2 separate regions of the Homo sapiens genome follow, and region 1 is linked to region 2. Evidence: chromatin loops called from intact Hi-C (ENCODE). Cell type or tissue: psoas muscle. All regions are shown on one strand. Links, peaks and the distances in the headings refer to the core of each region. The heading gives the core; the rest is flanking DNA. Region 1 has its middle 63 kb from the start of ULK4. Region 2 overlaps TRAK1 (trafficking kinesin protein 1).

Region 1 (9,484 bases), core at 4,343-6,842, 170 kb before region 2:
ATTACCATAGGATAATTGTGCCTGTTTTGGGCTTCATGTAAATTGAGTCATATAGTGTGTACTTTTGTGTCTGGTCTTTTGCTCAATGTTTTGTCTGCAATGTTCATCCATTTGTTGCATGTACTAGTGCTTCATTCCTTTTTAGTGTGGGATGGTATTCCATTTTATGGTTATATCATGATTTGTTCATACATTTACCTGTGGATGGACATTTGTTTTTTTTCCAGTTGGGACTATCATGGATAAAGCTGCTATGAACTAAGTGTATAAGTACTCATTTCTATCGGGTATATGCTCAGGAGTGGATCATTGGGTCATAAGACATATGTTCAGCTTTAGTAAAAATTAAGTTTTCCAAGTGTTCATTCTTCTCTGGATTTGGTATATGAGACTTCCAGAAGAAAAAAAGATAACTCTGTAAAAGAGTATGCTACATCTTGTGTTTCTGAATACAGGGCTCCCACAGTAAACTTGGTTTGCCTGTTGGACTTCCAGTTGGGGAGTTTGGTAATCTGATATCTTAAGAGATCTAGTAAGACAGTTATAGTATCAAGGGGCATTTTTTACTTAGTGTGAGATCCAGAGGTGTGGGCCTTGCCTGCACTGAAGAATTTCAAACCTGGGAAGAAAATTGGAGGTTTACTTAAACTAAAGGGACAGATTCTTGTCATGTTCGGAAGTTGGAATTGGCAAGCTTTATACTGGAGAATTAAAAACTCAAAACAAACAAAAAACCAAACCTATGATTCAGGAATAGCATTATAATGATTTAGAGGAAAGGTGGGGAGGAGGAAAATGAGCAATTTGTTATGTGTATGACTCACTGGTGCTGTGTCTGCGAGTATTACATTTGGGTGCAGAATTTCTGAGACAATTGGTTTACTGGCTTTCTTAGTAGAGAATAAAAGAGTGTCACCTAGACAGTGAGCATTTCATTTCAACCTTTGCATCTAGAATATATTTTAAATAAAATGCAGAATACTATGGGAATTGTACAGTTGTACAATTGCTTTATGTACCTGAGTGGGAAGTAGCTTTGTTTTCATTCATTAATTAAAAAGTAAAAACCTTCAGATTGAACAGTGTAGATACAATGCAGCACAGCATTGATGTGTTTGAAGCCATGTTCTTTTTTCCCCTGTAAGATTGTTGCTTAGGTGTGTTGAACCCAGCAACTCCTGTTTATGACAGGCAGCTTCGGAATCATTACCTTATATGATAACCTCATACAGTTATTATTTTTTTGAAATGGAGTCTCACTCTGTTGCCCAGGCTGAAATGCAGTGGCACGATCTTGCCTCCCTTCAACCTCCGTCTCCCTGGTTCAAGCAATTCTCCTGCGTCAGCCTCCTAAGTAGCTGGGATTACAGGTGTGTGCCACCACACCTGGCTAATTTTTGTATTTTTAGTAGAGACGGGTTTTACTGTGTTGGCCAGACTGGTCTCGAACTCCTGGTCAGTTATCCACCTGCCTCGGCCTCCCAAAGTGCTGGGATTCTATAGGTGTGAGCCACTGCGCCTGGCCCTCATACAGTTATTAAGAGGATTATGTGAATTTATACATGTGCTTGGCTAAGAGGAAGCATTTGTGTTAGCCATAATTATTGTTTTTACTGAACTCCTTATGATCCATTCATCCAAAAATAGTTTGGAACAGGTATTCTGTGCCACACCTCAAGGGTGGGGTGTGCCCTGGACTTGCTCTGTATGACAGTAACAGGAATAGCCCCCATGGCCTAAAGCATTGATGTGAGCTGTGGTTTTTGCTCACCCATCAACTAGCTTCTCTGCTTTGACTTTGAGGAGAAAGGGTTAATTTTTCAGTGGTCCCAAGGCATTAGAAGAATTGCTTTGGATTCGAATATCAAGACATTCCAAAGGTCTCTTGTGGAAGAAACATAGTTTGGTGTTATATATTTGGGAAAACATCTTTCTATTTGAGAAAACAAGCAGATTGTTATTATTACAGCAGTGGATAAAAGGTGTGACAGGCAAATCATTGGTAAAATAGACTAAAACGTTGACTGCTGCAGTAGATGTTTTATACTGTATTTGAAAGATAGGAAAGTAGTTAGTCTTGTTAAATAACTGGCCGGGTGTAGCAGCTCACGCCTGTAATGCCAGCACTTTGGGAGGCCAAGGCGGGTGGATTGCTTTAGCCCAAGAGTTGGAGACCAGCCTGGGCAATATGGTGAAACCCCATCTCTACAAAACGTACTAAAATTAGCTGGGCATGGTGGTGTGCCCCAGTAGTCCCAGCTGTCTGGGAAGTTGAAGCAGAAGGATCGCTTGAGCCCAGGAGGCAGAGGTTGCAGTGAGCCATGATTACACCATTGTACTCCGGCCTAGGCAATGGAAAGAGACCCTGTTTTAAAAAAAAAAAAACAAAAACAAAAAACTTTTGTACAAGAGGAATATTTTCACAACAATTGAGTGTTAACTTGCAAAACTTTTAGCTGGGGTAAGTCTCTTGATGGTATAGTAGAAGTGATACTCATGGAAAGGAATAAAGAAAATAAATATTCCTGGCCAGGCGCAGTGGCTCACACCTGTAATCCCAGCACTTTGGGAGGCTGAGGCTGGCGGATCACGAGGTCAGGAGTTGGAGACGATCCTGGCTAACACGGTGAAACCCTGTCTCCACTAAAAATACAAAAAATTAGCTGGACGTGGTGGTGGGCACCTGTAGTCCCAGCTACTCAGGAGGCTGAGGCAGGAGAATGGCGTGAACACGGGAGGCAGAGGTTGCAGTGAGCCGAGATTGCGCCACTACACTCCAGCCTGGGCGACAGAGCGAGACTGCATCTCAAAAAAAAAAAAAAAAACAACAAAAAGAAAATAAATATTCCTGGGAGTTTGGCTATCTTTTAATGTAGTTTTTGTTCTTTATAGTATACTGAATTCTCTGTTTGGCAAAAGGCAGCATGGCAGATTGATCATCACAAGCAAGTTTGAGAATTTCCCTCACAAACTCAAGTTGCATCCACATTAGGTCACTAGGGCGGAAAAGAGATGCAGTCTGTAGATGTTCCAAAGAGAAGGCCCATGGCAGGGTTGGGTGGCATTAGGAGTGGTGGCTGGCTTTACTTTGGTAAACGTGTCCTAGGCCGTATGTGATCCTAGACCTTATCTTACCTCCATGATGACTGAGACCCAGCTGGAAGCTCTGGCTGTACTCAAGGTGAGAGAGGGTGGGGGTTAGCGAGTGATAGTGTGGGTAGATGTTTAAGAGATAAGCCTTTGTTGTTGAAGAGATAGTGGTAGGGTAAGGGAGGGGGCGGAGTGAAGGATAAGGCTGAGGTTTCTGAGTTGGACCACCATTAATCAGTTGTCCCAGCGGTGAGGACCTGGAGGGTCTTGTTTTGAATGTGCTGAGTTTGACGTGCTCGTGAGGGTTTTTTTTTTTTTTTTTTTTTTTTTTTGAGACGGAATCTCACTCTATTGTCCAGGCTGGAGTGCAGTGGCACAGTCTTGGCTCACTGCAGCCTCCGTCTCCCGGGTTCAAGCAATTCTCCTGCCTCAGCCTCCCGAGTATCTGGGGATTACAGGCGCCTGCCACCACGCCTGGCTAATTTTTATATTTTTAGTAGGGATGGGGTTTCGCCATGTTGGCCAGGCTGGTCTCGAATTCCTGACCTCAGGTGATTCGCCCTCCTTGGCCCCCCAAAGTGCTGGGATTACAGGCGTGAGCCACCGTGACCGGCTACTCCTGAGATTTCTAAGTGGAGATGTTTAGGGCAGTGGGACGTCTGGGCCTGACACTTCGAAGAGGGATAGGAGTTTGAGGCAAGGGTTTGGGGACCATTCCTGTGTAGTGATATCCATGTGTAGGAGAACTCACAGAGGAGTAGTGACTAGAGATTGGGAGAAGACCAGAATTGCTGGGGGAGGGAGTGTTCTTTTGGTGAAGGGTAGGGTTCACAGGGTTACTCTGCTGTGAGAGGCCAAGTGAGATAGAAGCTAAAATATCTTTTGGGTTTGTTTATACATAGTAGGTATGCAGATATTTCTAGTTGTATCATTTGGTTCTTTGTTTTTCAGAAGAGATGCTGGCTTAGCCTTGTAAACATCGCAGTTGCATAAAAGTATTTATGATAGTCCTTAAAATGCTGTAATTATCTTTGAAGTTTTATAATTTTGCAGTGTTTAACTTATGGCAGCAATAGCATTGGTATTTTAAATCAAAACAGAACACTGTCAAGGGTTACATAACTTATTCATGATATTAACAAGATATAAAGCACCATGTTTTTGTGTGTAACTGTTTAACAGTAGATGAAGTTAATGATTGCCCACTTTCAGCTAATCATATGATTGCTATTGAAATAAGTACTTGCTAGACAGGGATAGAATCTAGTAATTTGTTAGCTTCAGTACTTCATGCTTGCATACACACCCATGCTATTGTGTTACCAAGCCTGAGTTTTGAAATGTGGCGTTCTTTGTCTTTTTCTGGTGAATAAACCCCATACGTCTTACCATAGCCATTTGACTCTTCCTGGCTGTCAGGATGTGTTGCCCTGGACTGAGAGTGAGAGATCCCAGATTTTTCAGCTTCTCTTCCAATTGCTAGGGATACCACATCAGTGCCAACGTGAGTCTCCTCTTGTCACTTTCTGCTAGGCTTCCCCTTAGAAGCTGAAATTCTTTCCCTTCCTGATGCTAAGTTGCAGTTTCTTAAAATGCTAGAGAGCTTTTAAAAGCATACCGTGATGGGAATTAGTTTCAAAAGATTATACCAGAGGGGGTTAAAACTTGCCAACCTTGTAAAAACCTAACTTCTTTGTTTACGTCCTCCCTGCCCCGCTTTCTGCTGTGCTTGGTTTCCTCCTAGCAATATGCCTTGGTCAGGGGGAGAGTCTTCCTGTCAGACATAACTTCCCAGACCAGCACTCCTGGAGGGGCCTGTACCTCAGACCCTGGCAACGAGGCACGCTGGGGCACGCTGGCCTTTCGTTGTGGTGTAGAAAATTTTTCATTTGGAATTCCATTTTAAAAATAAGTATAGGGTTATTTATATCTTCTTACATTAATTTTGATAAGTTGTGTATTTTAAGGGCTTTATCCACTTTATCTAAGCTACTGAATTAATTGGCACAATTATTACTCTTTCAATGTCCATAAGACCTGTAGTGATGTCCCCATATTTTATTTCTGGTATTTGCCTTTCATGTTAAGAATGTGTCTGTTCAAAGGGAGAGGGGAAGGAGAAAAGAAGAATGTGTCTGTTCAAAGGACTGCTGGATCAGGGTAACTTAGCTCAAGAAAATGAGAAGGGGTGGTTTCTGGAAGGGGAGAATGAAAGCCGTGGAGGAAATAAAGCATGAATGTGGGGGAGGGCGGGGGCGGGGACTGCTTCTCTTGCTGGCTGCCTTCTCTCTCTGGAGAATCTGCTGGAGAAGGAGCAGTCACGTGGGTGGTGAGCTCATTAGGCTGGGGACACCAGCTGTGCTATTATTAGGGCTTTTAAAGTCCGTGGCAGATGTTCTTAGGCGGTGTTCCAGCCTTGTTCACTTCCCACATATGGCATGATACTGTACACAGAAAAAAGAGGGACTCTTTAACAAATAGCTTTTCCATGAAATGCATCACTATTTTTTTCCCATGAACTTTTTTCTTTTCTTTCTTCCTCTGTCTCTGTTTCTTTGTTTCTCTCTCTGCTGTTTGTTCTTTCTTCTTTCTCCGTTTATCTTTCTCCCTCTGTCTCTTTCTTGCTTTCCTCTATTTTTCTGTATTCTCATTCTCCCTGTCTCTCCCTCCATCCCTCCTTTCTATACTTCCTTCTTTTGTCCTTTGAGGCCCTTTTTATTTAATCCTTTGTGAAACTAGAAGAGGACTCAGAGGCACATGAAGAAAGTTTGTCTATTTTAGATTAAAAGTGAGCCTTAGCATTTCATAGAAAGTATAAGAAATGTGGGTAAGTCTCAGGGTGATCATATACTAGAGAATTTTTTTGACAAGAGCCTGTTTTGAATTGCGTGGTTAGCTTGCTGCCTCTTCACTCCTCTGGCACAGTGGTAGTTTTTGTACAGGATCGCTTTTACCTCAATGGACTGATAAGCTAGCCAGGGCACCGATTATTTTTACATACCAATTTGTGTGTTGTTTGTTTGGCTAATCACCTCTTCTGCAGCTGTTATCCTGGATCTCAGTGATCAAAGAGATCAGTGATCTCTTTTTTTTTTTTTTTTTTGAGACAGAGTCTCACTCTGTTGCCCAGGCTAGAGTGCAGTGGCATGATCTCAGCTCACTGCAACCTCTGCCTCCCAGGTTCAAGTGATTCTCCTGCCTCAGCCTCCCGAGTAGCTGAGACTACAGGCACGTGCCACCACGCCTGGCTAATTTTTGTATTTTTAGTAGAGATGGAATTTCACCATGTTGGCCAGGCTGGTCTTGAACTCCCGACCTCAGGTGATCTGCCTGCCTCGGCCTCCCAAAGTGCTGGGATTACAGGCGTGAGCCACTGCGCCTGGCCAGTGATCAACTTTTGTCAGTAAGCTTCCATGTGTAGACCCTCCTTCTCCCCTCATATTTATAGTAACCCATGTCTTAGCTTGGAGTTATAGGGTATAATCAATATCAAATTTACTTAAATAACTGCTCTGGTAGACTGACTTTCTACAGGAAATGGGCTCTTATGTGAATGTAACCTCAATGTATACTCTTTAATAAAATCTCAGAATGATGCAAGCTTCATTATAGTTGTTTCCTACTGTTTATTTCAAATTTGATATTTTGATATATTTACACTAATTTTATAGCTAAGCACAAAATTAATTACCCCATCATTTTTATTTCAAAAATAATGAGATAATATGTGCATACATTAGTGGCATATCTTACTCTAATAATGGCCACAACTGTCAGAAGTACATTTTCAGAAAAGCTTTTTGGCCGGGCGTGGTGGCTCACGCCTGTAATCCCAGCACTTTGGGAGGCCGAGACGGGCGGATCACGAGGTCAGGAGATCGAGACCATCTTGGCTAACATAGTGAAACCCCGTCTCTACTAAAAATACAAAAAATTAGCCAGGTGTGGTGGCGGGCACCTATAGTCCCAGCTACTCGGGAGGCTGAGGCAGGAGAATGGCGTTAACCCGGGAGGTGGAGCTTGCAGTGAGCCCAGATCACGCCACTGCCCTCTAGCCTGGGAGACAGAGCAAGACTCCATCTGAAAAAAAAAAAAAGTAAAGCTTTTCTAATCCAGGCGTTTTTCTTCAAAATAAAGTAAATATATCTATTTTCAAAAAGTACTTTTGTATTTTAAACATTATTTAGTTGTAGAAAATATTTTTTAAAAAGCCCCAAACCTAAACTATACAGTGAGGCCAGTATGAGAATAGAGGTACTGAAATGGGTAACTAATTATTTATTAATATGTTTATTTCCCTGCGAATTCAGAGACTGGGAAAGAAAACCAGGAACAACCATTTTTCACTTCTCTAATTTTATCTGAAGGAGGGGAATCATAAAGTAGGAAGCCTTTTATCTCAATGGCAGACTCTGTTATTTTTTTTTGAGATGGAGTTTCGCTCTCGTTGCCCAGGTTGGAGTGCAGTGGTGCGATCTTGGCTCACTGCAACCTCCGCCTCCTGAGTTCAAGCCATTCTTGTGCCTTAGCCTCCTGAGTAGCTGGGATTATAGGCGCCAGCTATCATGCCCAGCTGATTTTTTGTATTTTTAGTAGAGACGGGGTTTCATCATGTTGGCCAGGCTGGTCTCAAACTCCCGACCTCAGGTGATCCACCTGCCTTGGCCTCCCAAAGTGCTGGGATTACAGGCATGAGCCACCACCCCCGGCCACAGCCTCTGTTCTTACAAACTAGTGGATACAGGTGCCGGAACACCAGGCCGTGGGCCACGTGTTTACATGCTGCTCCCCAGTAGAGTTGCTGAGTGGTTTATGTTTATTCCGGAAATACATGGTTCACTCTGATTTTACAGGTCTTCCGCAGGTAAGAATCACCTTTGATTAGAGTCAGGGGATTCCTGGCAGAATGGGGAGCTGGAGACCCACTTAGATCAGTGATTGCTAAGTGTGAGCTGTGTGGCTTCCCTGGGCCAGGCACTGAGTTATGACAGTAAATGAGACAGTCCAGGTCTGGGGGCAGACCAAAGAGACCCAATGTAGTAATAGATGTAGGATATGATACCAGGTAGTGACTAGGGGAGAGAATGAGGTGGCAGCAGAGGTGTCTTTAGGGAGGTTATAGGTGAGCAGAGATTGAATGGGGATTGAGCCATGGGAACATATGGAGGAAAAGCTTCCCAGGCAGAGCAAACAGCAAGTGCAGAGGCCTTGGTGAGAAGGCCAGTGTGGCTGCAGTGCAGGGGACCCTGGGGATAGTGGACGTGGATGAAGCCAGGAGATAGTCAGGGGACGGCTGCATCCCACTGGCCTGCTGGCTGTTGTAAGGAGTGGGTATTTTAATCTGCATATGATTGGGAACTACTGGAGGATTCTGAGTATGGAGGAAGCTGCAGGGGAGTGACAAGAATTGATTGATTTTTAGATGATTTATTTATGAGACGGTATGTTAGTCTATTCTCACATGGCTATAAATAAATACCTAGGATTGGGTAATTTACAAAGAAAAGGTTTGATTGGCTCATGGTTCTACAGCCTGCACAGGAAGCATGGTGCTGGCATCTACTTGGCTTCTAGGGAGGCCTCAGGAAACTTACAATCATGGTGGAAGGCAAAGGGGGAGCCAGCACTTCACTTGGCTGGAGCAGGAGGAAGAGAAAAGATAGAGGTGCTACACACTTTTAAACAGTACCAAGGGGGATGGTGTTAAACCATAAGAAACCACCCCCATGATCCAATCACCTCCCACCAGGCCCCACCTCCAGCATTGGGGATTACAATTCAACATGAGATTTGGGCGGGGACAGAGATCCAAACCATATCACAGTGTCTTGCTCTGTCACCCAGGCTGGCATGCAGCGGTGCAGTCTCAGCTCATGGGAGCATCAACCTTCTGGGCTTGAGTGATCCTCCCACCTCAGCCCCTCCAGTAGCTGGGACTGCAGGTGCGCGCCACCATGCCTGGCTAATTTTGCTTGTTTTTTTGGTAGAGATGGGGTCTCACTATGTTGCCCAGGGTAGTCTTGAACTCCTGAGCTCAAGGCATCCTCCCTCCTTGTCTTCCCTAAGTGCTGGGATTACAGGTATGAGTCAGTGTGCCCAGCCTGATAGAATTTTTTTTTTTTTTTTTTGAGACAGAGTCTCACTCTGTTGGCCAGGCTGGAGTGCTGTGGTGTGATCTTAGCTCACTGCAACCTCTGCCTCCCCGGTTCAAGTGATTCTCATGTTTCAGCCTCCCAAGTAGCTTGGATTACAGGTGCGTGCCACCATGCCTGGCTAATTTTTGTATTTTTAGTAGAGACGAGGTTTTGCCATGTTGGCAGGCTGGTCTCAAACTCCTGGCCTCAAGTGATCCACCCACCTCAGCCTCCCAAAGTGCTGTGATTACAGGTGTACG
Region 2 (2,500 bases), core at 1-2,500:
TGACTCTAAGCCCCTTGTTTTTCACCTTCACCCACTGCCCCTCTCTAGAAACACCGATAGGTGCAAATTTAGTACTGTTTGTCTTAATTAGTGGTGAGTTTCTGTTCTCTAGCCGAGGTATGGTGTGGTACAGTACGGCCCTGTTTATCAGGCCCCTGTGTGTCAGGTTGGAGCTGTGTGCCCACCTAGGCTGGCCCTGGGTTCTTGAGAGCCCCTTAATAGTGCAGACCATCTGTCAACTTGAACTTGCCCACACCTTGGTAAGATCTTCATGTCCCGTCTGAACAAGATGCTCTTCTGCACATCTTGTTCTGTTAGACCTCACCTCTTCCAGCACCTTGTTCACTGATGGGTCATGTAAACCCAGATTGACCAAGAAGTCTGCCTAGGTTTCCTCTGCCAGCCAGTTGCTGGGCAAGGCAACAGCCCTGTGCTCCCTATTCTGAGTTCAGTGCTACCTCTTCCAGCACCTGCCCCAGGTAAATGCTCCAGCCCCGGGCGCCCAGCAACTCACCCAAAGCTAGCTGAGGGAATCTGATCCCAGCTACAGATTCCTGCTACCCCACATCCATTTTCTGAAGTGTAATGATTTTCTGGGGCCAGGACTGAGGGCTCAGAGACACTTCTGTCTAACTGGGGCTCTTGCTTGCTTGCTTGCTTTGCCTCTTTCTCTCCCTCTTTCTCTCCTCCCTCCCTCCCTCTCTCCCTTCCTCCCTCCCTCCCTCCATGGGAGTCTTGCTCTGTCACCCACGCTGGAGTACAGTGGCGTGATCTTGGCTCAAGCAGCCCTCCCATCTCGGCCTCCCAAAGTGCTGGGATTATAGGTGTGAGCCACTGCGCCTGGTCTCGGGGCTTCTTCTTTGGGCCTTCAGATCTCTATCATCCCACCCTTTTCAGCCAGGGCAAGTTGTCCAGAGTCCTGGGGTGGCTCTTGTGCCTCTGCATTTTAATGCTTTTGTGTTGGACCTTGTTCTTACTAAGCTTGAACACAGCAGGTTTAACTCCAACTTGGGACCTCATATGTTCAGTGCCTGGCACATAGTAAGTGTTAGCCATTCCTGTGTGGTTATCCTTAGGATGCCTGCTGTGGGTAGTGTCCTAGGCACTGTGCGGGTCACAGAGCATCCATATTTATGAGCCAGGACAGCCACAAATAACAGATACAATGATAGGATGGTGGTGTTCGTGGTGTTTTTAACAGAGCAAGCTGTAGAGCACCTGTGCCCGTAGCTGTGTGTGGCGCCCTCTAGTGGTATGCGTTTTTCAGGTTTTCAGCTTTGAGTGCACATCCATTATTAAGCTGGGAATTCAGATGGACTTTCTGTATTTGAGGGTACGATGGGTGACAGGTGGGGGAATGCTAAGGGCAGCTTCCCAGACCCCAGTTAGCCTTTGCTTTATGCCTCAGCCCTTGCCTGCACCACCAGGCCAGGTGAGAATGTGGGGCCTCTGACCTGGGTCTTGTCTACAGGCCAGCCAGCTGAAGACAGAGACCATCACCTATGAGGAGAAGGAGCAGCAGCTGGTCAATGACTGCGTGAAGGAGCTGAGTATGTCCCCGCACTGCTGTCTTCTTACTTCCTTGCATCTGCTGTCATGATTAGACAGATTTGCGTCAGCCTTGCTAAAGTGCAGTCTCCTGCCAGCCTACGGCTCAGCAGCATTTTTCTTAAAACTAGAGGCCTCCCCAACCTTGTGTGGCACCCCCTCTCTATTATTTAGTGCTAAGTTGCCAGCTATGTATTATCTCAGTTTATCACTGAGGTGGATATTTAAATTTAATTTTGGCTTTATACTGGAATATTGGAATTTTTTTTTTTTTTTTTTTTTTTGAGACAGAGTCTCACTCTGTCACCCAGGCTAGAGTACAGTAGTTGCGATCTCGGCTCACTGCAACCTCTGCCTCCCGGGTTCAAGTGATTCTGCCAGCTTAGCCTCTCAAGTAGCTAGGATTACAGGCACCCACCATCATGCCTGGCTATTTTTTTGTATTTTTGTAGAGGCAAGGTTTCACCATGTTGGCCAGGCTGGTCTTGAACTCCTGACCTCAGGTGATCCACCTGCCTTGGCCTCCCAAAGTGCTGGGATTACAGGCGTGAGCCACCACCCCTGGCCAGAATATTGGAATTTTTTAATGCCTAAGTTAGGCCCAGCTACAGAAAACTGTGTTGAAAATGTGGCAGAACAGCTTACTACCAGTAATTTGATTTGTGGAAGCTGAAGCCAGGGTTCTCACCTTTGCAAATAAATATTTCTCTCCTCCTCTTCATTTTAAGTTTACAAGTTAAGACCAAAGGTCAAAATACTAAGTATATTGCATTTCGTCAAAGTACTAAGTATTTTGCATTTCGTCAAAGTACTAAGTATTTTGCATTTCGTCAAAGTACTAAGTATTTTGCATTTCGTCAAAGTACTATTTTGCATTTCGTCAAAGTACTAAGTATTTTGCATTTCAGCAAAATAATGATGAAACACACCTCATGTTCAAATCTAGTCAAGT

What was found. A loop is a pair of places that touch in the nucleus more often than their neighbours do. Peaks named below come from ENCODE experiments on the same cell type or tissue, not always from the same donor. Only the 100,000 strongest peaks of a DNase experiment are listed, where the experiment ranks them.
Region 1: a loop joins it to region 2, with 2.9 times the contacts of the local background. A loop is called at or near these places in 23 of 110 quality-filtered maps.

Annotation. Positions count from the first base shown.
Region 1 is chr3:42,020,350-42,029,833 of GRCh38, forward strand. It overlaps a transcript of TRAK1 not described here. Among named protein-coding and RNA genes, the nearest start is that of ULK4, 63 kb to the left of the region's middle. RefSeq lists an enhancer at 3,989-4,907. In psoas muscle, for the core only: no CTCF peak of the experiment used is centred there; a DNase peak (open chromatin) is centred at 5,422; H3K4me3 peaks cover 1,165 bases; H3K27ac peaks cover 2,500 bases.
Region 2 is chr3:42,190,087-42,192,586 of GRCh38, forward strand. It overlaps TRAK1 (trafficking kinesin protein 1), which reads left to right. Exons shown (of 16, transcript NM_001042646.3): 7 at 1,472-1,550. Among named protein-coding and RNA genes, the nearest start is that of CCK, 75 kb to the right of the region's middle. RefSeq lists a silencer at 1-25 and an enhancer at 537-1,037. In psoas muscle, for the core only: CTCF peaks have their summits at 1,267 (motif pointing left) and 1,467; a DNase peak (open chromatin) is centred at 1,248; H3K27ac peaks cover 197 bases.